Regions from separate parts of the Homo sapiens genome. Here region 2 is linked to region 1. Evidence: chromatin loops called from intact Hi-C (ENCODE). Cell type or tissue: tibial artery. All regions are shown on one strand. Links, peaks and the distances in the headings refer to the core of each region. The heading gives the core; the rest is flanking DNA.

What was found. Peaks named below come from ENCODE experiments on the same cell type or tissue, not always from the same donor. Only the 100,000 strongest peaks of a DNase experiment are listed, where the experiment ranks them.
Region 2: it touches region 1 in a loop (2.5-fold over the local background); 4 of 110 quality-filtered maps call a loop at or near these places.

Annotation. Positions count from the first base shown.
Region 1 is chr5:111,732,339-111,736,733 of GRCh38, forward strand. It overlaps NREP (neuronal regeneration related protein), which reads right to left. Exons shown (of 4, transcript NM_004772.4): 3 at 3,092-3,169. It overlaps STARD4-AS1 (STARD4 antisense RNA 1), which reads left to right. Exons shown (of 7, transcript NR_040093.1): 6 at 1-2,508. Among named protein-coding and RNA genes, the nearest start is that of NREP, 23 kb to the right of the region's middle. In tibial artery, for the core only: no CTCF peak of the experiment used is centred there; no DNase peak of the experiment used is centred there; H3K27ac peaks cover 1,976 bases.
Region 2 is chr5:111,662,421-111,666,815 of GRCh38, forward strand. The region is part of intron 1 of STARD4-AS1 (STARD4 antisense RNA 1); the gene reads left to right. Among named protein-coding and RNA genes, the nearest start is that of NREP, 93 kb to the right of the region's middle. In tibial artery, for the core only: no CTCF peak of the experiment used is centred there; no DNase peak of the experiment used is centred there.

The DNA of each region.
Region 1 (4,395 bases), core at 333-4,332:
GTACAGATTTTCCATATTAAACATCTGGTATGCCTCAATTTTTTACTTAAAAGTCTCGGACTTTGAGAGCATACAGCATTTTTTGCACATATATAACCATGATGTACTTTAATATTCCAATCTTAGGTTGTGATTTTAGAGGTTGTTTTGGTATCATTAAATACCAATGGGACCAAACCAGAAAATTAAATAAAAATATAATTCACCACTCACACACCCTTAAGGGTCTAGATTCAATTTCCAAAAGCATAATATTGGGTAGTTACTTGCAGTTGTGAAAATAATTTCAATCTTGGAATCTTGGTACACAGTCCCAAAATTTAAAAAAAAAAAAAAAAAAAGGAAATCCACTGTAATCCCAGTGTCTTTAAAATAATGCTGCCAGCCCGACCCCACCTCACCCCACAGTCAACCAGTTACCATGGTTCAGGATAGGACAAACTTAGGTTTTGGACAAATGAAGAGTTCAATGGCTGTTAATTGTCACAGGCAAGAAAAGAAGGAAAACCAAAAGTTGATAAATGTTAACTCAACAATTATAGTCTTTACACAGCTTGCCTTAAAACTGCTCCAGTTCAGACTTACTCTGTTCAAAAGTGAATATACAGAACGTTAGTGTATCTCTCTATTTAAATCTCAGTCTCAGTACTAATCTTCTACCTCCATGAAACATACACAACAAAACAAAAGGAAGAGCTAGGGATTTGGGAAGAGGCACTTCCAGAAAAAAAGAAAGTGACGATTATTTCAGATTTGAATTTACCATTTTTACCATTTTTTCTGTTTCAAGGTCCCAGATAATATACATTTCTTCATTAATTATTCATTTTCTGAGTGCCTACTATGGCTGGAGTACTCTATTCGATTTCAAGCTTAGAGAGAGATTGAAACAGAAACAGTAACAGTCCCTGCCCATCTCACCCTTCATTAACTTGCTGTGTGGAAGACAAGCATACAGACTGGACCCTCATGAGGCAATGGTAGTAGGGCCCACAGGGAGGTGTGCTACTGAAGCACCCTGAGGGCCTGGAGCCCACCATGCCCGTGGAGAGAGGTGCTCCTGAGGAGACAGAGTTCTGTGCGTTCTCCCTATGGAGTCCTGCATTTACTAGATTTCAATCCTCTTCCCCTGACTGATTTCAATCCACACACCCTCCCACTATTTTTTTTTTTTTTAAATAATAATAGGCTTTCTGCCCCAACTAAAGGAATTTTAGGCTTCTGCAACAAGTGGAGGAGGCATTTTGAAGATGGGACACAAAGAAGTCTTCTTTCTCCAGATCCAGAAGTCAGGCCTTGTAAGAATTCAAGCCAAAAAAAGTTCATCCATGGGAAAAACGGTTCTTCTATCATCCAGCACGTATTTGTGCCAACAGAGCTGAGGGACTTGAGTAATTCAAGAGGCTAGGGGTTGGGGGGCAGATGTGTCCAGTGGCTCCCACAGCCCCGCCGTCCTGAAAGTCACGCCAGTTAATGTGCCTCGGGGTGGATCAGCCCTCCCGACAGATGACTACTAGGAAATTAATCCCCAGTTAATAATGTGCTTTGGACCAAGTAAGTCAAGATTATTTTTCCTACAATTATACAAAGATATGCTTTTCCAGAAGGGAACTTCTGGAAAAAGAACAAATAACACTATGCTTAAAATATTATTCACATATTTAGAGAAGAAAGAACTTAAAATAGCAGAAGACCTGAATACCATGATCCACGGTGCCCACCCCTGGGAGCATGTCTTTGTGTGAGACAAGACCTAGCACAGCAGGGCTGGCTTTCTAAGGGTACGGTGAGGCACCACTGAACTCATCAAGGAACTATGCCTAGTCTTGCCCCTCTGGTTTATGTCACCAGTATCAAAGAGAGAGGACCTCTGGATGCCTGAATGAGGCAAGAACTAATGTGAAGGCCTCAGCTGCCTTAAGAGAATTATGCCCTGATCTGGCACAGTGACGAATGTCTGTGGTTATACTGCTCGTGCCGCTGGTGTGCTGCTGGTGAGGTGGTGGGGTGTGGGTGTCTTTTAAGGAAAGCGCTACTATTTTAGCTCTCTTCCACTCCAGCTCTACAAATCAGTGCAAGTCTAGTTCAGGCAGGGTCAAACCATTTTGTTCACCTACTTTCCTGCCAGTGATTTCAACCTTGACCTTCAAAAATGCTCTGCAAGATTAAAAGTGATTTAAGATTGTTTTCTTTCAGTGCAAACTGCCAGTTGATACAACCTCTTCAGTTTCTGCCTGCCAGTATAAGATAGGGAATTGTTGATACTATTTAGTGTAAATAAAATAATTTCTTAAACATTGAAATACCAGTAACAGCTGGGGGAGGACTCACCGTTAGTCAATTACACTTATGAAACTTTCAAATAGAAATTTTATTTTCAGTGGATTCTGTTTTTCTTTCTTAACTGCAAAATCAGCAAGTCATTGGTTAAAAAGTATACTCTCCCCGCTTGAAGTCAAACAAGTATTCACCCTAAGAGGCAAAGTCCAGTATCTACAGTAAAAACTGGTAAGTAGTTGTTATTGTTTGTTTCAGAAATTATGCTAAAATCTAAAATATAAATTTTACAAATTTTCTTGAGGCAGAGAACTGCCACACCTAAGATGTCAGAACAATGAAACCACGTTTATAAAAAATGGTTTTTAGGCTCAAAAATTAGAAGAAAGAAATGTAACAGTTTTTTTGTTCCTCCCTTTTGCTTCATGGATAATCTTATCAGACCTTCAGACTTCATTAGCAGACAATTAATAGTCATCATACTTTTAAGAAATCTTTTAGTTTGATCATTGTATTTGAGTTTGTCTAACCAGAAATGGAACAGACTTAAAACCTGTAAACTGTACTTTGATAAACTGATTCCATGTTTTAAATGAAAATTTTTCATTTATGAAGGAAGATAATGTGAACTTTAAGTCATAGGACTTTAGGATATTTTTTAAAAGTACATTATTTCCAAGGTCATCATAGTATCAGATTAATGGATTGTTATAGCAGCCTATAATGGGTATTCAAATGAAAAAGCTCTGATATTTTAAAACAATTGTTTCTATATTGAAAATAGTGTTAACAATATGGCATCTAAGGATCTTACCTTAGGAAGCCTTCCCTCCATGTCCTTGTTTGGAAATGGTTCTTGACTGACCCAGACAAAGAGTTCTGGGTAATAAACCTATAGAGACACAAAAGCATACACATTCAGATTAAAAACAGGATCCACTCTGAAACTACACGGGATAACCTTAATGAGCTCAATTCTCCTCAATGGTTACTTATTCCCGACTACCACTTAGAGCACTGGGGAAACCATTAACTCTTTCAAACTGTTAGTGTGCTTCTGAACACGCACTGCACTCAGGAGAGTTTCAGCTCGATGTCTTCCAAGATTAAGTCCAATAAAGCAGAGATATCAATCAATGTTATTTTTAGCAGGCAAAGTAGCAGCTTCATGGTATGTCTGGCTGAGTGCACTAAGTCATCGGGGAGGTCTAACTTTCAAAGGATTCTATAAGTATCCTTGCAAAACTCCATCAAACACTGTTAAGGGTTATTCTGATCATTTATTAGAAGGCCAAAGATTATGAATAAAATAAAAGAGGAAAGAAAGCAGCAGCCCAGATTCTCTCCAAGTCCATGTGGCCAGTGACAACACATTCTGCCCAGCTGCCTGAAACAGCCAAGTGTCTGAGGGAGGGGCGGGAGATAGGTGTCATCACCATGAATGATTCAGAGAATACTAGCTGATGAATTCGGTGGTGGGAGGGGGTGGAGCGAGGGAGTGGAACTGAGTAACTCTTCTTTAAATATACAAAGGATGATTAGCATAAGGTTGCCGACCAGCTGTTCTCCATCTTCAAGTAATGACAGGAGAGGGGAAAGGCCTTAAAATTACAACTAAGATTTGGGTCAGCTCTAAGGAAGAACTCAGCATAAGAATTGTCAAATTACTAAAAGAAATTAGAGAAAAACTGTGAAATCTTCTTTAAAAAATTTAGAAACAGAATCCAACAACCATCTGTCAGGGCTAATTCACATTTAATATAGTTCTGATTGAAAGCAGAGTGAAATTAGGTAAGATTCCCTCCAGATCAGATTCTCCAAATTCTGCAATAAATAAGCCTCACATTTAATAAACAACAATTAAGAGTCACACCTCATTAACAGATTAACAAACAGACTTAGATGTGTGTTTACATTTTGGTTTTGGAAGCCGTAATTGAGGTAACCTAATCATTGAGTTGACTGTAATGCTTGGTATACCCCGATCAATCCATTTTGTCAGGGAATCTAGGGTAGGAAATGTAGATGGCTAAGTGTGTTCACTCTTCGGAATAATTGAACAGTAACTAACTATCTTTGCTCTACACCAGTGACATTTGTAGCACATCCTAGCTTACA
Region 2 (4,395 bases), core at 232-4,231, 70 kb before region 1:
GTCTATTTTTTCTTTCACGGCTTTTAGATTTAATAGAGTATAAGTGTGTCTCCAGCACCTATGTAATATCTAAAATCTCTTAAATGTTTTGCTAATATTCTTAGTACTTTATTTTTTTTAACTTAATATTATTTTTGACTTAATATTATTGGGGAAAATACATGAGAGTGATTCTCAGATCTTCTTTTTCTATATCTCCATTTTTCAAATTAGAAGTAACATTGATTTCTTTTTAATACACTTTTGAAGTACATTATCTACTGACCATTGAATACACTTTTGAAGTACATTATCTACTCAGGGTACAATCCAATTTTGTTAAGCATTCCATATTCTCAGATTATAAAACATTTTTCTTCTAGAAAAAAATAAGGATAACTGAAGTAATTCCAGAGCAAAGCAGTGATAAAGAAATTAAAATGATTGTAAGACTCCAGAAAGGAACGCTTAGATTCTTATTTATTTCACAAATATTTATTGGAGGCATTCTGTCTGCCAAGGACCATACTAGGTTCTGAAGTGTAAAAGGGTAAAGAAGACAGATACCTTCATGGGATCTTTGTACAGGCACTAAACCAGGTATTGCAAGTGTGGTGAATAATACAGGGGGATAGGAAACTGTTGCAGGACTTTTCTTTAGTTCAGCTAAAGACAGGGTTCTTCTCTGTCCCACGGCCATGAAAATTTGGGCTGTCAGATGGCTTAAAGGGTGAGTAAAGTAGGGTTTTATTGGGTGAAAAGGGAAAAACCTGAGGAACAGGGACTCTTGCAAGGCCAGAGTCCCTCTGTTAGAGTGCTTCCCTCCTGGCAGTTTGAATCCCAGGTTCCACACAGGAAGGCGAGGGACCAGGTTCCTCCCTGCTGCAAACATTATGAACTTCCTGAGGCTCCACCTCAGTGGGCAGGCTGTTTGGAGTTTCTCCAGGGACTCCCTCCCACCTGGCTGTCTCATTCTCCCCTCTAAAGAAGTACATCTAACTGCCATTGGATTAAGGACAAGGACAAAGACCGATCTTAAATCCTTCCTGCTGACAGGGGGTGTTGTTTTGGGGAAACAGCAGTCAGAGCTCTCTCAGAGGCTGATATAAGGGTCCCCAGCAAAAGGGGCCATTGTCAGAGGTTCCAGTTGCATGACTGTTTGGAGTTTGGTGGCCTGAAGGCAAGAACCGACAAACCAGGTTATTAGAAAACATGTATCAAAACAAAACAAGGGGAGGGGTAAAGACAGCTCAAAAATTCTGAGGCCTTTTACCAGTTTGCTCAGGGAGAGGAAGGCCAAAAGCCCAACTGGCAAAAAAAACTTTACCCTTTTGCTGCATATCAGGTGTCTGGGTTCACTTCCTGTGGGCCCCAGCCCTAAGCCAACCAGTTTAAGGTTTGGGGAATTAACTCTTTCCAATTTGGAGGGTGCATCTGAGGGGAGTGTCTTGTAATATGGAGACATGATTACCTATTGGCGAAGAGACAACAAAAGAAGAGAAAGGAATAAAAAGAAGGTGTATTTTTCAAAGAAGTCCCAGGGGTTCAGGATGCATTCTAAAGGGGAACAGACTGAAGATGAATGGCTACCCATCTAGAAAGAAGGGAGCAGGCATCCTTGGTTCCCTTCTCTTCCTAGCAGATACCCAGGGTACATGAGGGAAAGAAGGAAGAGCATCCTCTTTCCCTCTTCCATCCTTGCATCCCCGAGTCCTGGTGACCTTGTCAGGTCCCACCATGAGTGCCAAAGCAGCTTGTACCCATGAAGCAGGGGGGCCTAGGGGGTAGGAATCATCTGCTCTTACCCACATATGCCCTATCTCCCCTGCTGTCAGTGGTCTTGGATTCCCTAGGCCTCATTTATGCCATGGATACTAACATGGCCTTTATCCATGAAATAGGAAGCTTGGGGTTGGCTTAATTGACAGGAATCAGCCATGCTCACCTGCACTGTGCTTTTTAACCTCTGTTGTCATTTGCCTCTGGATCCCTTAGATCCAGTTTTCTTTCCTAGGGCTTTGACCTGAAGCTTGGAATTGAGTCTGGGACAAAAATGTGTCTGGAGGAGTTGGGGAATAGTGGGGAGGTGTTTGTATGGACTCCTTATCATAAACCAAATGCTAAGGTGAAACTGTGGAACTGAGTCCTCCAACAAGGGGGAGGAAAGGATGTCTTGTGACACATCCAGATAACTGGTGGCTATAGTTATGCTTGCTAGGATTTGGGTGCATGGTGCTTAGCTTTGGTTAGTTCCCTTGGTCTTCCTTTCCCAAAAAGGAAACCTTCGCATGATGTGCATCACCTGGCAGTATTTGCAGGATAATTGCTCAGAACTAGAATATTGATCCGAATTTCTATATTACCCACCCCTTTTGTTCTTTCTGAGCTGCAGCCAGGGATTGCTAGTTGATTCACAGGAGCAAACCTAAAATGTAGGCAAAGACTTAAAAACAACTAGTGAGTTTAGAATTTAATGACAAATGTATGATAAGTTTTCAAATATGATTTCTCTCTCTCCAGTCCTCATATTTATTAAAAAACAAATCATCATAGGAACTGAGTGGTTTGCAAAACAGACTTTAGCTTTATACTTGGCCTGATTATTTGCATAAAGTGCAGCAAGAATAATTATTTCTACATAGGCCTTTTGGATTGGCTTTGATGGAATTCTGTTCCACAAGGAATCTCAGATAAGACCTTTTAAAGCCAAGCCCAACCATGGGTTTGTATCCTCAAATACCTGTGAGTTGGGTGATCCTCTCCTCTTAAGGTCCCAAGATAAACTTGAAGCTCCTAGAGCTGTTAGTGACATTCTTTACTGACCACAGGTCAGTAACCCTGTACAGGGACTGTGTAGGTGATAGTATGAGGCTAGTTTCCCCACTAGGCTTTTATTGACTCTGCAAATCTAGATTGACTCCTGAAAGGGAAGCATACCCTTCCAGTCAAAGCCTTGGTAAAATTACCAGTTTTTCCAACTGTGTCCTGTTGCAAAAGAAAAATGGAGTCTTACTGCACTGATGCAAACAACTATATTGCCATAAGAATACTCACAGTTTCCAAATTCTAGAGAAACCAGGCAGAGAGAAACAAACATGCTCCAAATCTTGATCACAGGAGTGTATACCTTACTTAATTATTAAAGGCCATAAATAGCTCAAAATAAGTTTCCTTGGCTCTGAAAAACTAAAAAAGGATCACCAATATTCCAAGCAAAAGTAAAAAGGTTTCTTCAGCTTTCTGAGTTCAGTCCATTTAGTTAACTCTGGTTTTGCTCGATATTCGTGAACATTTCAGCTCTTCATGAGTCTTGTACATTTTCCTTTATTCCAATGTTACAATCTGCAAAGTTATCAGAAACCTGATTGTCTCAAATAAAATCAGAAATTGTATCTGAAAGCACTTATCAGAGTCTTATACCCTATTATAAACCATCTTTTGAAAAGAATTAAAACAAGACAACAATTGTCTGTGAATAGCAAAATGTCCAGGGTAGTTAAAATTAGAAACACAATTGACAAAGAAGCTTGGTTATCCCTGTGGTTTACAATAACTTAACATAAAAACCTTAATTGTGATTGATAGCATATACTCAGACATTAGAATTTTAGAAATCCCATGCAATTTTGGAATATATATTAGCATTATTCACCAAGATATAACCTAAAGAAGACTGAGCATCATTTTGGCAATCCCATGTACCTAAACATGCCAAATAATCCTGTTTACCTCTCTTTTCTGGACACTTTAGGGGCCCTCTTAAGTATTCGAAAAGCCAGATGCCAGGGAAGACAATTTTGAAACTTTTCAAAATTTTGATTTTGAGAAGGCTGTTCAAGGTTCAAGGTTAAATGTTCAAGGTTCAAGGTTAAATGTTCAAGGTTTAAAACACTTGATATTACGAAAGAGAGTTCCAGATTATCATACGTGATTTCTATTGCCAAAATGATGACTTAGACATTTAAAGAAGCAAAAACCTTTTATAACCCCTTTAAATTTAGTTAATAAGTTCACACAGAGAACCTCTTCTGCAAGATTAATTTCCACAATTCTTCCGCCACTTCTTCGGCTTTTCCTATCTTACTCAAAACTAAAGTTCAAAGCTGAACCCCTTCCAGCCAGCGGGCTGTGCAGGACCCTTGGGCTATGAGTCCCAGCCTCTGCAGGAAGGGGAGGGGGAGAGAGGACTTCCTGCTCACCTGTCCTTCCCAAAAAAGGAAGGAAAGGGCCTTTCTCCTGACCCCCCCGCCCCCGGGAGCCACCAGGTTTGGGGGCATCTTTCCCTCACCCTCAGAAGTCGGAGGATGAAAATGCTTAGGAGCAACAGAGAGAAGTTTTGAGTCCCCATTTCACTCACGGCTTCTCAAGCCACCACGTTGTGCGTCAAAAATGTTGCAGGACTTTTCCTTAGTTCAG